Regions from separate parts of the Homo sapiens genome. Here region 1 is linked to region 2. A link is an interaction called in ENCODE POLR2A ChIA-PET data of the cell type or tissue named here. Cell type or tissue: PC-9. All regions are shown on one strand.

Region 1 (8,000 bases), 320 kb before region 2:
AATACATAATCTAGATACTGCAGATCATTTAGAATGTCCTGCTCTCCCTATGTTTATCTGTCTCATTTCCATACCTCTGTACATGCTGCTGCTTTTGCTTGGATTGTTCCATCTGTCCCTACTGGTGACTTCCTGCTCCTTGAAGAGACTTCTCCAAGAGGCCTTCTCTGACTGTCTCCACTGTCCCCTCCATCAGATTAATGTGCCTCTTTTGTTCCTTTTTATATATACGTACATAGTACTTTGTCTTATTGGCATAACTTTCTCCAGATAAAAAGGAGGAAGAAATCCTTTTTACTAAGTGCCTGCTATAATGTCTTGCAGTATTTCATTTAATCCCCATGCAGCCCAGTGGGTAGATGGTGGTCTCTACATATTATAGCTAAGAAACCTGAGAATGAAAACTAGTAAGTAATTTCTACAAAAGCACACAGCCAGTGAAAAATCAGAAACAGATTCATTCCCAGGTCCCACTCTAAATTAGCCTGTGTACTTTCAGTTACACCCACACACATTCCTAAGTTTAAAACACATTTTAGAAGCTGATGTTTGTTTTTGATGGGTGCCATGTTCCTTATGCAAGCATGATTTTGCTTTGAACTTGATGCTCAATGGATGTTCTCTCTCTTGGTCATGCAAGCATGCTTTTGTTGGATCAATTTCAAAGAATATTCACATTCCCAGGCATGTTTTTCTTTACTGCTATACCTTCTTGAAATAAAAATTTTCTGATTGAATATATTTGTAATCAGCAACCATTTTATTAGCTAGTAATTGTTTATTTTTAATATTTCTTAGAATCTCATAGTAATATACTTTGTGACACCTGAGTTGGCTTTTTATTTTCTTTTTTTTTTGAGACGAAGTCTCGCTCTTGTCCCCCAGGCTGGAGTGCGATGGCGTGATCTCGGCTCACTGCAACCTCCACCTCCCAGGTTCAAGCGAGTCTCCTGCCTCAACCTCCCGAGTAGCTGGGATTACAAGTGCCTGCCACCACGCCCGGCTAATTTTTGTATTTTTAGTAGAGACGGGGTTTCACCTTGTTGGCCAGGCTGGTCTACAAACTCCTGACCTCAGGTGATCCACCCGCTTCGTCCTCCCAAAGTGCTGGGATTACAGGCGTGAGCCACCGTGCCTGGCCGCTTTTTATTTTCTAATTACTGACTATGCATCCAAAAGTTAAAGTTGCCTGATCTATAACTTGTAGGTCAGATTTCCAAGTAATACCACGAGTAATTTGAAATCATTTTACTTACCTTTCTTTCATTTCTCAACATTCTAGCCCCTTGTAATTCACATGATAAGGTATATCATAGTCCCAATAAAGCATCACTTAGGGAAAACTAATAATGTACAGTAAAATAAGATAACTGCAAATAAGGATAGAATGAAGTAATAACATTACAAATTACAGTAGCATAAAATAGAGTTTTTTAGAGTAAGAGAATTACTAATAACTTCATCCCTCCCCTTCACTTACTCCCACATCTAACATTTGGGCAAGGCCTGTTAATTCTGCCTTTAAACATCTCAGATCTGCCCATTTTTCTTCACTGCTGCTTTCACTGTAGTTTAAGCCACCTTCATCTCTTAGCTGGAAAGCTACAGTAGTCCTTTAAGTGATCTCCCTGACTGTACATTCCTTACACCCTTCACACTTCTCCTTTCTATAGTCTCCATGCAGGGTCCAGATGAGCTCTTTAAACCATCAACCAGATAAGCTTTTTAAACCATAAATCACATCTCATCACTCCTTTGCTGAAATAGGTAATGATCTTTTTAAATGCTGCATTGACAAAACAGACATAGTACATAAATCTGGGTTTTTCTTGCTCCAAATTGCTCAAAGTAACACATTTTAATGCACACATTTAGCTAGATTTTTGAGTCCCCCATCCAGACTTCTAGGTAATATCACCTGACACAGAGCAATGATAAAGAAAACATGTTCTGCTGGGCACAGTGGCTCACGTCTATAATTCCAGTGCTTTGGGAGGCTGAGATGGGAGGATTGCTTGAGGCCAAAAGTTCAAGACCAGCCTGGGCAAAATAGTGAGACCCCGACTCTACAAGTAAAAATTTAAAAATTAGTCAGATATGCTGCCATATGCCTTTAGTCCCAGCTACTCAAGAGGCTGAGGTGAGAGGATCACTTGAGTCCAGGGGTTCGAGGTTACAGAAAGTTATGATCACCCACTGTACTCCAGCTTGGGCAACAGAGCAAGACCCTGTCTCTAAAAAAAAAAAGAAAGAAAAAAGAAAATGTGTTTTTTTACAAAACATGCCTCACAATATCCAAACCGTCATTAACTGGACAACTGCCCATTTGGTTGCAGCAGAAAGCAAATTCGCCTAGATTCTAGTAATAGAGACAATGTGAATAGAACTTTAGAAATTCAGTTCTTACAGATCTGGATCTAACTATGGTAGTGGTACCATAAATTTCATAGCTGTACCCCTGAAGAAAGGATTTAAGAATGCCAAATGAAAAGTTTCCTGTTAAAAGAAGTTAATCTTACACAGGGAAAAAAAAATAATAGCAGTTGTTAAACATAGGAGGGCATACAGAAAAGTGAGTTGGATCATAATATATTAATATAAACCTAAGTATAGTTGTGCATATTCATTAATGTTTCAGTCTAAATCAGTTCATCTGAGCCAGTATCAAGACTTTTGTATTCTGTAAAATATATTCTCTCCTTTGATGCTAGGTTAATGAAAACACCAGGATTCTTAAGTAGGGGAAAAACATACACACATTTATATGATGTTGATGTGTCATTACCAAATAAAAGCACACATATTTTCATTTAATTTTAATATGTCATTGCTTAATGAAATACATGTTTATATCTTTAAAGAGGTATTTATCAGCCACTCAGAGTTTACTAAACTTAAAGATGTTCAGACTCTGGATTAGCTAATTTCTCTTTGTTACTAAGAGGTTGATTATCCTTAGTCAGCATCCTGAATCCTATCCCTCTCCAATTCTGCAACTCAATAAAAGAAGAAAAAAGAGAAACTATGCATAAGCCCACAGTTAGAGTAATAAATAGGTCAAACTCCTCCTCTCACATGATCCTTTTATTGGTTCCTCCAACCTACTCTGCATTCTTTTTTTTTTTTTTTTTTTTTTTGAGACGGAGTCTCTGTCTCTGTCGCCCAGGCTGGAGTGCAGTGGCGCGATCTCCTCTCGCTGCAAGCTCCGCCTCCCGGGTTCACGCCATTCTCCTGCCTCAGCCTCCCGAGTAGCTGGGACTACAGGCGCCCGCGACCACGCCCGGCTAATTTTTTGTATTTTTAGTAGAGACGGGGTTTCACCGAGTTAGCCAGGATGGTCTCGATCTCCTGACCTCAGGTGATCCGCCCGCCTCGGCTTCCCAAAGTGCTGGGATTACAGGCGTGAGCCACTGTGCCCGGCATCCTTTTTTTTTAATCATGGTGGTACATTCACTGATTTCCCTTTTTACTGTGAGCCCTTTACGCTTGATAACTACTGAGCAACTGTCACAGATGCTGCAACTGTCATAGGTTCTGCAAGTTTGCTTCTAGATTCTTAAATGCATTTAGTTTACGATGGCTTTAAGTATTAATCATGGCTTCTGATTCAAACCCAGCCTTTGAGGATACTCTTCGAGGTAAGAAATTTATCAAGAGAAATTTCATGCCCTACCCTTGGCAGTAAATTTTTTTTGCTATGCTACATTTAACAATGAGATGGCTACTAACTCATAATCAGTAATATATCATGTCATTGTAAGTACTCAAGTACTTATTGACCATGTTTCAGATAGTTTTTCAGAAATAGTAATGCCATTAAACCTCCTTACCTGCTTTTCTCATGCCGTATATCTTTGCCAGCTGACAAGGAGTAGGGGTTCAGTTTGAATCTGGAATAGATCTTTTTCTCAGCAAAGGTGATAAAACTACTACCTCCATGTTTTAATGAACTTTTTTATAGTTCAGGCTCTCATGTGTGAAATTTTTACCAAAACTACAGATATGAGAAACAGCTAATCTTTGACAAATGTTTCTTAGATTTGCTTAATCTAAGAATATTCTTTAACATTTTTTCATAATTATTTTTGTACTTTTAAAAAGCAACCTTTTTCATTATTTAGACAATATCATGTAATTAACTTTTTTAATTAAAGCAGCCGGGTATGGTGGCCAATGCCTATAATCACAGCACTTTGGGAGGCTGAGGTGGGTGGATGGCTTGAGCCCAGGAGTTCAAGACCAGCCTAAGCAACATGGCAAAACCCTGTCTCTAAAAATAAAAATTTAAAAATAAATAAAAATTTTCCCCAATCTTTATTTCAGCTCCAGTGTGCTGCTCTGCTCGTTACAACTTAGCAATTTTGGCCTTTTTTGGTTTCTTCATTGTGTATGCATTACGTGTGAATCTGAGTGTTGCGTTAGTGGATATGGTAGATTCAAATACAACTTTAGAAGATAATAGAACTTCCAAGGCGTGTCCAGAGCATTCTGCTCCCATAAAAGTTCATCATAATCAAACGGTAGGTGCTATTTTTTAAGGAAACAATTTTAATTATCCTAAAATACTTGCAAGTAAAAATATTAAAAGGTCTTTTTTCATCCTACAGAAACTATACTTTGTTTGTGTATACTCTGAATCACTTTCTTTTTGTGTTTTCCCAGGAACTGATTGGGCAATAACTTGTAACTATAGCTACTACTGCTATGCCGTAATACACCTTCATCTGTTTGAAAAGTAGTTCTTCCATTCCCTCTATAAACATACCATGCTTAAAGAAAATTTGGAAAAACCTGTTTTATATAACAGAAAATTAAACTGTTTTAAATTTTCTAAATAGCTTTTATAGGAGTATTATTTATAACCCTATATCACTTATAGAGTTACAGCTGCAAGAGAGTTTAGGTAATCTCAGTTGCAAGATGAAAAACAAGAACTGGCCAGTTTCTTAGGACATTCTTTTCTGAATGTACACATGCCCAACCTAAGCCACATAAGTCATTTTGCCTGCCTTATGTTATAGTGGTATTAATAAATGTGTATTCATCATTTGTTTATAATTAAGTTATATATACTTCATTTTATGTTGCTTATCACACGAGGAGATAGTACAGAAAGAAAAGCTAGTATTCTTTTTAGAAGTACATTTGCAGGCTGGGTGCAGTGACTCATGCCTGTAATCCCAGCACTTTAGGAGGCTGAGGCAGGTGGATCACCTGAGGTGAGTAGTTCGAGACCAGCCTGGCCAACACGGTGAAACCCTGTCTTTACTAAAAATACAAAAATTAGCTGGGCGTGGTAGCACACACCTATAATCCCAGCTACTCAGGAGGCTGAGGCAGGAGAATTGCTTGAACCTGGGAGGTGGAGTTTGCAGTGAGCCGAGATCACGCCATTCCACTCCAGCCTGGGCAACAAGAGCAAGACTTCGTCTCAAAAAAATAAATAAATAAAAAATAATAAATTTTTGGCCGGGCGCGGTGGCTCACACCTGTAATCCCAGCACTTTGGGAGGCCGAGGCACATGGATCACGAGGTCAGGAGATCAAGACCATCCTGGCTAACATGGTGAAACCCCATCTCTACTGAAAATACAAAAAATTAGACGGGCGAGGTGGTGGGCGCCTGTGGTCCCAGCTACTCGGGAGGCTGAAGCGGGGGAATGGTGTGAACCCCAAGGGGTGGAGCCTGCAGTGAGCCGAGATCGCGCCACTGCACTCCAGCCTGGGCCACAGCGAGATTCCGTCTCAAAAAAAAAATTTAAAAATAAATAAATAAATAAATAAATAAATTTTCACCCATTTTCAGTGCTCACGAAGATACTAGTTCATACTTAGATGAATCTCCTCTATCATTCACAAGCAGAGCATTCAAGCAGGAAAGAGGGTTTCTCTCTAAACAAAATAAATCTCTCCGAAAATCTTTATATTTGACTTTAATAATGTTGCTGAGTAACATTTGGGTACACATCACTCACTTTCTCCACTCCAACCTGTGACCTTCAGGGACAATACTGCTGGAATGTACATGAAATCCTAGAATTCCACAGATAAACTGCAAATTGGTACCCTAAATAAGGAAAAGTAAGAGTTTGCTTTGTGTCTTTTTCTTTGCAAAGTGCTTTTGTTGACCCTGCTACTTATCTTCATCTGCCTTATATCAGCAGTAGAAAGAAATCCCGGAATGGTTCTTGACATGTTGGCTTTGTTATACAGCTACACTGCATTAAAAATGTCAGATACTCAGATCAGTCACTAAATCTTCATTAGTACCTTGCTGTGTGCTGTTACTAATGAAAACACAGGTTCTATTCACATGAAGTTTGTGGCTTGATTTAAATTCTTGCTCTTTGGAATTGTTCCATGTGCTTGTTTAAGTGCTTCGTCTGAAATGGGGAGATATTATTAATATCTACATTTATGCATGTTAATAGCCAGCACTAAGTGAACACTAACTGTACATCAAGCCTTATTTTATGTGCCTATTTCATTTCCTCTTCCCAGATCACACATTCGGTAAGTAATAGAGCTAGGATTAAAACCAAGCCTGGTTCCCAAAGCCTAGCTCAGCCACTACAGTTTTCTGCTTAATAGCTTTCTGGATTAAGCCTGTGACTCTTTTTTTGGGAGGGGGAGGCAGGGCCGGGGGGGCGGCAGCCTCCCGAGCCATAGTAGGCTCAGAGATACCCAAGCCTTTTTTGTGATTCTTTTGTGAGCCTTCTTGGTCATAGTTATTATAAAGCTTCTGGCAGCTCATCCTGCAGTCTAGTTTTATAAAATTGCAAGCCTTCTTGAAGTTTACGACTGTCAGTTCTTTTTCATTCACTTCTAAATACTGTATATCTATATTGTTATGACTCACCCACCTACTAGAAAGTTTGCATGTTCTTCAGTCCAAAATAGTGGTTCAAAATCTCATTTATATGTACTTACATGCCAGTAAGAGAAAAGAGCTGCTCTGTGAAGGTCTTAAAGGATTGTTTTATTCTTTTCTGATTTTTGTAGGGTAAGAAGTACCAATGGGATGCAGAAACTCAAGGATGGATTCTCGGTTCCTTTTTTTATGGCTACATCATCACACAGATTCCTGGAGGATATGTTGCCAGCAAAATAGGGGGGAAAATGCTGCTAGGATTTGGGATCCTTGGCACTGCTGTCCTCACCCTGTTCACTCCCATTGCTGCAGATTTAGGAGTTGGACCACTCATTGTACTCAGAGCACTAGAAGGACTAGGAGAGGTAATTTTCTTTTCTCTCTTGTTTTACTTCTTACCGTGTGTCTCCTTCTCTTCTTCTTAAAGATGTCATTCTTTGGTATGAATATGAACCAAAAAATAACGTTGGATGATAACAGGGGTTTATTTTTTAGAGAAAGGACTAACTAGAAAATTACCTGAATAGATTTTGTTTGTGGTAAATGAGGTCTCTAGTAGGAGCACCCCGAAATTGGAACCTTTACTCAAAAACCAGAGAAAACTTTTTTCCAAAAGAGACTTCATAGCTCATACTTTAGGAGAGAAGAAAATAAACCATTAATAAATGGTTAAGATAGTCCGGGCGTGGTGGCTCATGCCTGTAATCCCAGCATTTTGGGAGGCCAAGGTAGGTGGATCACTTGAGGTTAGGAGTTTGAGACCAGCCTGGCCAACAGGTGAAACCCCATCTCTACTAAAAATACAAAAATTAGCCGGGCATGGTGGTGCACACCTGTAATTGCAGCTACTCGGGAGGATGAAGTGGGAGAACTGCTTGAACCCGGGAGGCAGAGGTTGCAGTGAGCCAAGATCGCGCCACTGCACTCCAGCCTGGACGACAGCAAGTCTCCATCTCAAAAGAAAAAAAAATGGTTAAGATTGACCATCCTTACCTCTTGTGCTCTTGCCACCGTTAAACTCTGCTCTATCATTGATGCCCAAGTCTGAAGCACATTTTACACAATAGACTGTTGAGTTGCATTTAATTTCTTTTTTATCGCTTATTCTTTTATTTTTTCTGGTCTTGTA
Region 2 (8,000 bases):
ATCAGCAATTCTTTTTTTTTTTTTTTTCTGAGATGGAGTCTCGCTCTGTTGTCTGGGCTGGAGTGAAGTGGCACGACCTTGGCTCACTGCAACCTCTGCCTCCCAGATTCAAGCAATTCTCCTACCTCAGCCTCCTGAGTAGCTGGGATTACAGGCATGCACCACAACGCTTGGCTTATTTTTGTATTTTCTTTTCTTTTCTTTTTTTTTTTTTTTGAGACAGAGTCTCGCTCTGTCACCCAGGCTGGAGTGCAGTGGAGTGATCTCAGCTCACTGCAGCCTCCGCCTCCCGGGTTCAAGTGATTCTCCTCCCTCAGCCTCCTGAGTAGCTGGGACTACAGGTGCCCACCACCATGTCTGGCTAAATTTTTTTTTGTATTTTTAATAGAGATAGGGTTTCACCATGTTGGCCAGGATGGTCTCGATCTCTTGACCTTGTGATCTGCCTGCCTCGACCTCCCAAAGTGCTGGGATTACAGGTGTGAGCCACCACGCCCGGCCTATTTTTGTATTTTCAGTAGAGCTGGGGTTTCACCATGTTGGCCAGGCTGGTCTCGAACTCCTGACCTCAGGTGATCCACCCAACTTGGCCTCCCAAAGTGCTGAGATTACAGGTGTGAGCTACCATGCCCTGCCCACATCAGCAATTCTTAATTTACAAACCATGGATCGGCTTCAGGAGAACCCAAGAACCAGTGAAATCTGTTGGTAAATTTTATGTGTGCAATATTCTCCAGAGAGAGTCAACAGCATATATATTTTCAAAGAAGTCTGTGGTGCAAAATAGTTAAGAGTATATTATGTTAGAAGTCCTTGGGCAATCAACTTGGAAAAGGCTGGATTGAGAATGGGGACTGGTATAGATCAGGATAATGTTGAATTTGATCCTCACTTGAGGCTTTTGTACAGAGGATGAGAAACAGGGTAAACTCAAGGGATAATCAGAAATTAAAATCAATATGACTTGGTGATAGTGAGATATGAAAGGTCAGAGAAAAACATCAAAGATGAAATCAAGCTTCTGACTTGCAACAGTGAGTATACCGAAAGTTATAGGCTAGATGGAAGATTAATAAAATTGGGAGCACTCTGGTTTTTATGGGAATGGCCATGCGATGTACAGGGAGAAATGGACAGTTGAAAATAAGAATCTAGCCAGGCACAGTGGCTCACTCCTGTAATCCCAGCACTTTGGGAGGCTAAGGTGAGAGAACTACTTGAGTTCAGGAGCAGGAGGCAACCGTCAGCCAGGATTATGCCACTGCACTCCAGCCTGGGTGACAGTGAAACCCTGACTCAAAACAAACACCACCAAAAATCAAAAAAGAAACCAAGTCTAGAGGCACATGGCTGGGAATCAGTAATGCTAGTTTTAGCTGAGAGAGTTAAGATCATCCAATCAGTATTAAGGAAGAAACTCAATACTAGAGACCACCAATACTTAAGAAAAACGGGTAAAATCAGAGGAATGATAAAGACTGGCTGAAAAATGTTGGTGTCTAGCTCAAGAAACGATGGGTTAGGTGGTCATATTTATTAATATGGATCTAGGGAAGCATTCATTCACTAATAAATTTTACTTGTGTTCTCTAAAATAACCTTTTCATCTTGATTTTCCTGCAGCTAAATTAGAAATTTACAGTTTTCCCCCTAAAAAATGCAACGATGTTCTTTCTCATAAATTACATTATCTGATTTTCTTGTCAGCCAGCTTCAAGGAAATCCATGTGTTCAAAATGCCTGCTTGCAGTTTGCCCCATACCAAATGGTTGTTTAATCCAAATACTGAGCCGCAAACTGACCTAATCCTTCTGGAGAAAGGATGGTTGAACAGCCAAGACCACTAGGTACTCAAAGAGAGACCACATATCCTGAGCTCCCCAGTCTGGTGTGAGGGGAGGACAGCTGATAACTGGATATGCAGTGTTCCCAGACATCACTGGTCCCAAACCATTGCTTCTGCCTGCCACTGCCACAAGTACAACAGCAATGCCATCCCCTTCACACGCAGCTTTAATTTTTAGGGTTTCATTTGGTCCTCTATGTGTGGATAGTTCACATGGAGTGCCAACATTTCTACAGACCTTGATGTTTTCACAGTGACCAAGATCAGAAATAGAGCTCATCAATACTACAATTGTGCACTAACTTTCCGATTTCAAAAGCAACTTGACTCTCTCTGCAACCCACTCAAAGCTTTTCTTTTCTTTTCTTTTTCTTTTTCTTTTTTTTTTGAGATGGGGTCTCACTCTGTCGCCCAGGCTGGAGTGCAGTGAGGCGATCTTGGCTCGCTGCAAGCTCTGCCTCCCGGGTTCAAGTGATTCTCCTGCCTCAGCCTCCCGAGTAGCTGGGACTACAGACGTGCGCCACCTCGCCCAGCTAATTTTTGTATTTTTAGTAGAGACAGGGTTTCACCATGTTGGCCAGGCTGCTCTCGAGCTCCTGACCTTGGGTGATCTGCCTGCCTTGGCCTCCCAAAGTGCTGGGATTACAGGCATGAGTCACCGTGCCCGGCCTCAAAGCTTTTCTTTACCATTTGGAGCCCTTCAGGAGTTACTTCTTTGAGCTCCCAGTAAGACTGTTTGTCTTTCTGTTGGCTTCAATCTCGTAATGGCCAGTCTCCAGGAATCATCAGCAAGAACCATTTCTTTGGTGGTTATATCAACACCAAATTCAATCTTCATATCAACCAGGGTATAGTTCTGGGGTAACCAGGATTTCTCCAGTATTTCAAAAATAACCTGTGTAGCATGACTCATGATATCCCCTTCAGTTTGGCCTATAACAAGTCCAATAAAGCAAAATTTTGCAACAATCAACTGTTCCTCAGATCATTGTGGGTCATTATTGGCATCATCCTTGAAAAACATCTTCACTTTAGATGGATAAAACTTATATCCTTCCTTGACACTGGGATTTATTTCTTTCGAGAAACAAACCAGTTGCTATCCTGCAAACCCATTCAATTGGAACCACTTCACACTAGGGTGCAATGAAAGCTGTCTCTCCACATTTTCTGGTGAAAACAGTTTTAATACCTGCTTCCTGTAACAACTGAAAACCACCCTTCCAGGTGATTTTTTCTAGCTGCATTAACCACTGCAATTGGGTCCTTGGACTTCAGGAGGACTTTTCCTGGACCATCTAACAATCTGTAGACTTCTTTTGTTTTACCTTCATACAGTTTTTGTTTTGTTTTGAGACAGAGTCTCGCTCTCATTGCCCAGGCCGGAGTGCAATGCCACAATCTCGGCTCACTGCAACTTCTGCCTCCAGGGTTCCAGTGATTCTCTTGTCTCAGCCTCCCCAGTAGCTGGGACTACAGGTGCCCACCATCTTGCCCAGCTAATTTTTATTTATTTTTTTGAGACAGAGTTTTGCTTTTGTTGCGTAGGCTGGAGTGCAATGGCACAATCTTGGCTAACTGAAACCTCCTCCACCTTTCGGGTTCAAGTGATTCTCCTGCCTCAGCCTCCTGAGTAGCTGGAATTACAGGCGTCTGCCACCACGCTCGGCTAATTTTTGTATTTTTAGTAGAGACAGGGTTTCGCCATGTTGGCCAGGCTGGTCTTGAACTCCTGACCTCAGGTGATCCGCCCAGCTCGGCCTCACAAAGTGCTGGGATTACAGGCGTGAGCCACCACGCCTGGCCTCATACAGTTTTTTTTCATGTTCAGTACCTCAGGTGTCGCCATTATCCTGAGTGGGCTGAGGACTGCGACTGTGCTGGGAAGAGAGCAACCATACATACGTATTTTAACCTAGTGCCTGTCCTTTTAACAACATTTGGGTCCCCCTCTATCTCCCTATTTTCTGTTAAGATGTCTCACATTTTTGCAAATTTGGTAAAATTCCTCATTTCAGGGGGTTAATCCCATTTTTGGCCACTAGGTAGAGCTAGAATCTTATTTATGGTGATTCTTAAGCTTGCTGTTTTTCAGTGTCTTATTTAGGAGGCAAAGAAGCCTTTGTCTTAGAATTTTTAGGACACTTTTTCAGAGCAGTCTTCATCATAAACTCCTCCAGAGATCATCAAATACATAAAAGGAAAAGAGAAAAGGGAAGAACTTCCAAGTTCATTTACCAATCATCTTTCAGCATAATAACCATCATTTACATAAGGACAAACTTCATTAACTGTGGGAGTCTGGGTACAGTCAGCCTCCTTCTGCAGTTGGTCTAAGATCCTTTAAGGTACTTTGTAGCCAAAGTCAAGAACACTTCATTTTCTTTACCAGGGCCTAAACTGATTGATTGCATCCTTATTTTATTTTGTTTTGTTTTATTTTATTTTATTTTGAGATGGAGTCTTGCTCTGTCACCCAGGCTGGAGTGCAGAGGCATGATCTTGGCTCTCTGCAACCTCCGCCTCCCGGGTTCAAGTGATTCTCCTGCCTCAGCCTCCTGAGTAGCTGGGATTACAGGTGTGCATCACCATTCCCTGCTAATTTTTGTATTTTTAGTAGAGACGGGGTTTCACCATGTTGGTCAGGCTGGTCTTGAACTCCTGACCCCATGATTTGCCTGCCTTGGCCTCCCAAAGTGCTGGGATTACAGGCGTGAGCCACTGCACCTGGCCAGAAGATAAAGATTTTGAAGAACATTTAATTTCCTCATTTCTCCTACCCTCTACCCTGTGGATTGTAAGTTGTAGAAGTTCTTTTTTGGAAGGGAATGGCTCAATACTTGAGTGCCGTGCTCTCCTAGTTGTCATTTATCAAACTATTATTCTCATATATAGGAAGAATTGTCACATTTTTTCTCATATGTAGGAAGAACAGCCATGAGTCAGCTTGCTGAGTCTGATTGGTCCAAGGGCTTCCTGGCACACTGAACCCCAGCCATGCGGAACTCCAGCTCTGTAGAAGAGGAGCAGCTATCACAGCAGTTTGAGTAATTGCAGACAAAGGTGAAGCAAGAAGAGAACAATATCAACAACTAGCAATGATAAAAAAAACAACCTAAATTTACCTGGAACTTTTTTTTCTTCTTTTTTTTTCATGGAGTTTCGCTCTCATTGTCCAGGCTAGAGTGCAATGGCACTATCTTGGCTCACTGTAACCTCCGCCTCCCATGTTCAAGCGATTCTCTTGCCTCAGCCTCCCGAGTAGCTGGGATTACAGGTGCCCACCACCACGCCCGGCTAATTTTTGTATTTTTAGTAGAGATGGGTTTTCGTCATGTTGGCCAGGCTGGTCTCGAACTCCTGACCTCAGGGGATCTGCCTGCCTCAGCCTCCCAAAGTGCTGGGATTACAGGCGTGAGCCACTGCGCCTGGCCTACCTGGCACCTTTATGAACCTGGGAAGTTTTGCAGTTTTATTCTCTGTTAAATGCATATCTGTTGAGCTTTTTCTGTTATTAAAATGTATTCCAAGATTTCTATTTTTTTTTTTTTTTTTGAGACGAAGTCTTGCTCTGTCACCCAGGCTGGAGTGCAATGGCGCGATCTCAGTTTACTGCAAACTCTGCCTCCCAGTTCAAGCAATTCTCCTGCCTCAACCTCCTGGGTAAGTGGGATTACAGGTGCCCACCACCATGCCCGGCTAATTTTTTTATTTTTAGTAGAGATGGGATTTCATCATGTTGGCCAGGCTGGCCTCAAACTCCTGATCTCAGGTAATCCACCCACCCTGGCCTCCCAAAATGCTTGGATTATAGGCATGAGCCACGGTGCCCAGGCTTAATGCTGTATTTTTTAATACACACACAGTAGAGAAGGATATAAGATGACAAGTAAAATACCCCTTCTTAACCTACTCTCAAGCTTTTTTCCTTTCCGTATCTGGCTATAGAATTTGAACTCATTCTTTTTTTTTTTTTTTTTTTTTGATATGGAGTCTTGCTCTGTCGCCCAGGCTGGAGTGCAGTGGCAATCTTGGCTCACTGCAAGCTCCACCTCCTGGGTTCACACCATTCTCCTGCCTCAGCCTCCCAAGTAGCTGGGACTACAGGTGCCCGCCACCATGCCCAGCTAATTTTTTTGTATTTTTAGTAGAGATGAGGTTTCGCTGTGTTAGCCAGGATGGTCTTGATCTCCTGATCTCATGATCCGCCTGCCTTGGCTTCCCAAAGTGCTGGGATTACAGGAGTGAGCCACCGCGCCCGGCAGAACTCATTCTTTTTTTAAAAAAAATTAATTATTTTTTTTTTACTTTCTATAACAAAATATTTCAGACAAAGATAGAGGGACCAGTGTAATGAACTTAATTTACCTATTATCTAGCTTCACCTGTTATCAATAATCTTGTTTTTATCATATTTCCCATATCCAGATTGAAGCAAATTCTAGACATCACATCATTTTTTAAAAATTAAAATTAAATTTATTATTATTATTGTTTTTATAGAGGTGAGGGTCTCACTATGTTGCCCAGGCTGGTCCCAAACTCCTGGGCTCAAGTAATCCTCCTATCTTGGCCACCCAAAGTGCTGGGATTATAGGCATGAGCCACTGCATCTGGCCCACATAATTTCATTTGTAAGTATTTTATAATTATTCAATTTTTATTAATAGATTTTAGGTTTTAGAAGTTCTTTTTAAGTTTGTTTACAACAAAATCTTTATTCAAAAGACTGTAAAAGGTTATAATTATTATAGTCGGACAAAGAGCAAATAAAGGCAAATAAAAAGTTCTCAGAATGTAGTTTCCTTCTTTTAAAATATGTAACTGTTTTCTTGGGATTCAATTGCACGTTTAAGTGTTTAGCCAGCCTGCTTCCATGCCCAGCAGTTAAGCCAGCACAGAAGGTCAAGTGTGAGCATGGTGGCTCATGCCTGTAATCCCAGCACTGTGGGAGGCTGAGGTGGGAGGATTGCTTGAGTCCAGGAGTTTGAGACCAGCCTGGGAAACTTAGTGGGACCCTATTTCTACATAAACTAAAAAAAAAAAAAAAAAAAAAAAAAAAAAAAGCACAGTGTGATAGCATGCGCCTATAATCCCAGCTACTCGGGAGGCTGAGGTGGGAGGATTGCTTGAGCCCTGAAATGCAAGGCTGCAGTGAGCTATGATCGGTTGCCTGTGGGCCCTGCCCAAGCCTCAGCCCAGCTAGGAGTATGAGGCTTTAAGGAGGCCTGTGTGTACAAATGACAGACTCACACCATCTGATGTCCACCCATCTGGAATACATCCCCTCAACAAAGCCTTGTCCTGGGGCAGCAGGCAGGCTGCAACCTGTCATTCAAGAGTGGCTGGCCTTTCCTGCAGGAGGGTGGGAGGGCCTAAGCTGCCCTCCTGTGGCTTCAGGCATCTGGGATGAAGTGGTCCATATGTGGTGGCGATGGGTCAGGGAAAACTTTTTGACTATGTGCTCATAGATCACAGTGGGGATGATGATCAGGGTGACAATGTTCCTGGCTGTGGCCAGAATCTCTGAGATCTCTTTCAGCCCAATGACACTCTGCACAGTGCTTGTTAAACGTTCTTGAACCTGGCACACATGGTGGTTGGTGAAGAGTCCTTGAGGACCACAGAGCTCCCTTTGACCACAGGGAAGACCTTTCCCTTCTTGATGATGAAGCCACCATGGCTTGTGCTGTCCTTGTGCATGGTGACAATCCACTGGACTATCCTGTCCTGAATGACCATAACAATCTTCTTGGCCAATTCCCTCTCACATCTGCCAGATGGGCTTTTTCCATGTTCCACTTGGCACAGTCATGCCCATCAATCTGTAGGATTTGGTCCCCAAAGCACAGCAGCATGAGGGATGCAGTGGTGTTGGCCTGGACCACCTCACCTGCACAAAGAGCCCCTTGTTGGTGGTCTGCAGCTGCAGCCCAGTCTTGCCATGTTTGTCTTTGCACAGGTGGATGTTGTGTACCTGGGCCTTGATCTCATACCACATGCCCAGGCTGTTCCTCCACCCCCTGGGCTGGCTAGGAAACTGAGACAGCAGTTTGCAGACACCAGGGGTGCAGGGGGTCAGCCTGGCCTATGGGACCTAGTGCTTCAGAGGTTACTGGGAAGCAGGGGTAAGGGTGGGGAAAGGAGGACAGAG

What was found. ChIA-PET counts read pairs that join two places held together with the same protein. Peaks named below come from ENCODE experiments on the same cell type or tissue, not always from the same donor. Only the 100,000 strongest peaks of a DNase experiment are listed, where the experiment ranks them.
Region 1: POLR2A ChIA-PET joins it to region 2 with 16 read pairs; 2 of 35 experiments call an interaction of 5 or more read pairs at or near these places.

Annotation. Positions count from the first base shown.
Region 1 is chr6:73,640,927-73,648,926 of GRCh38, reverse strand. It overlaps SLC17A5 (solute carrier family 17 member 5), which reads left to right. Exons shown (of 11, transcript NM_012434.5): 2 at 4,324-4,520; 3 at 7,003-7,236. Among named protein-coding and RNA genes, the nearest start is that of SLC17A5, 9.1 kb to the left of the region's middle. RefSeq lists enhancers at 4,078-4,247, 5,211-5,380, 5,990-6,159, 6,489-6,658, 6,897-7,066. In PC-9, no CTCF peak of the experiment used is centred here; a DNase peak (open chromatin) is centred at 4,716; H3K27ac peaks cover 1,726 bases.
Region 2 is chr6:73,322,693-73,330,692 of GRCh38, reverse strand. It overlaps the pseudogene SDCBP2P1 and the pseudogene PAICSP3. Among named protein-coding and RNA genes, the nearest start is that of C6orf147, 16 kb to the right of the region's middle. In PC-9, a CTCF peak has its summit at 3,879 (motif pointing right); no DNase peak of the experiment used is centred here.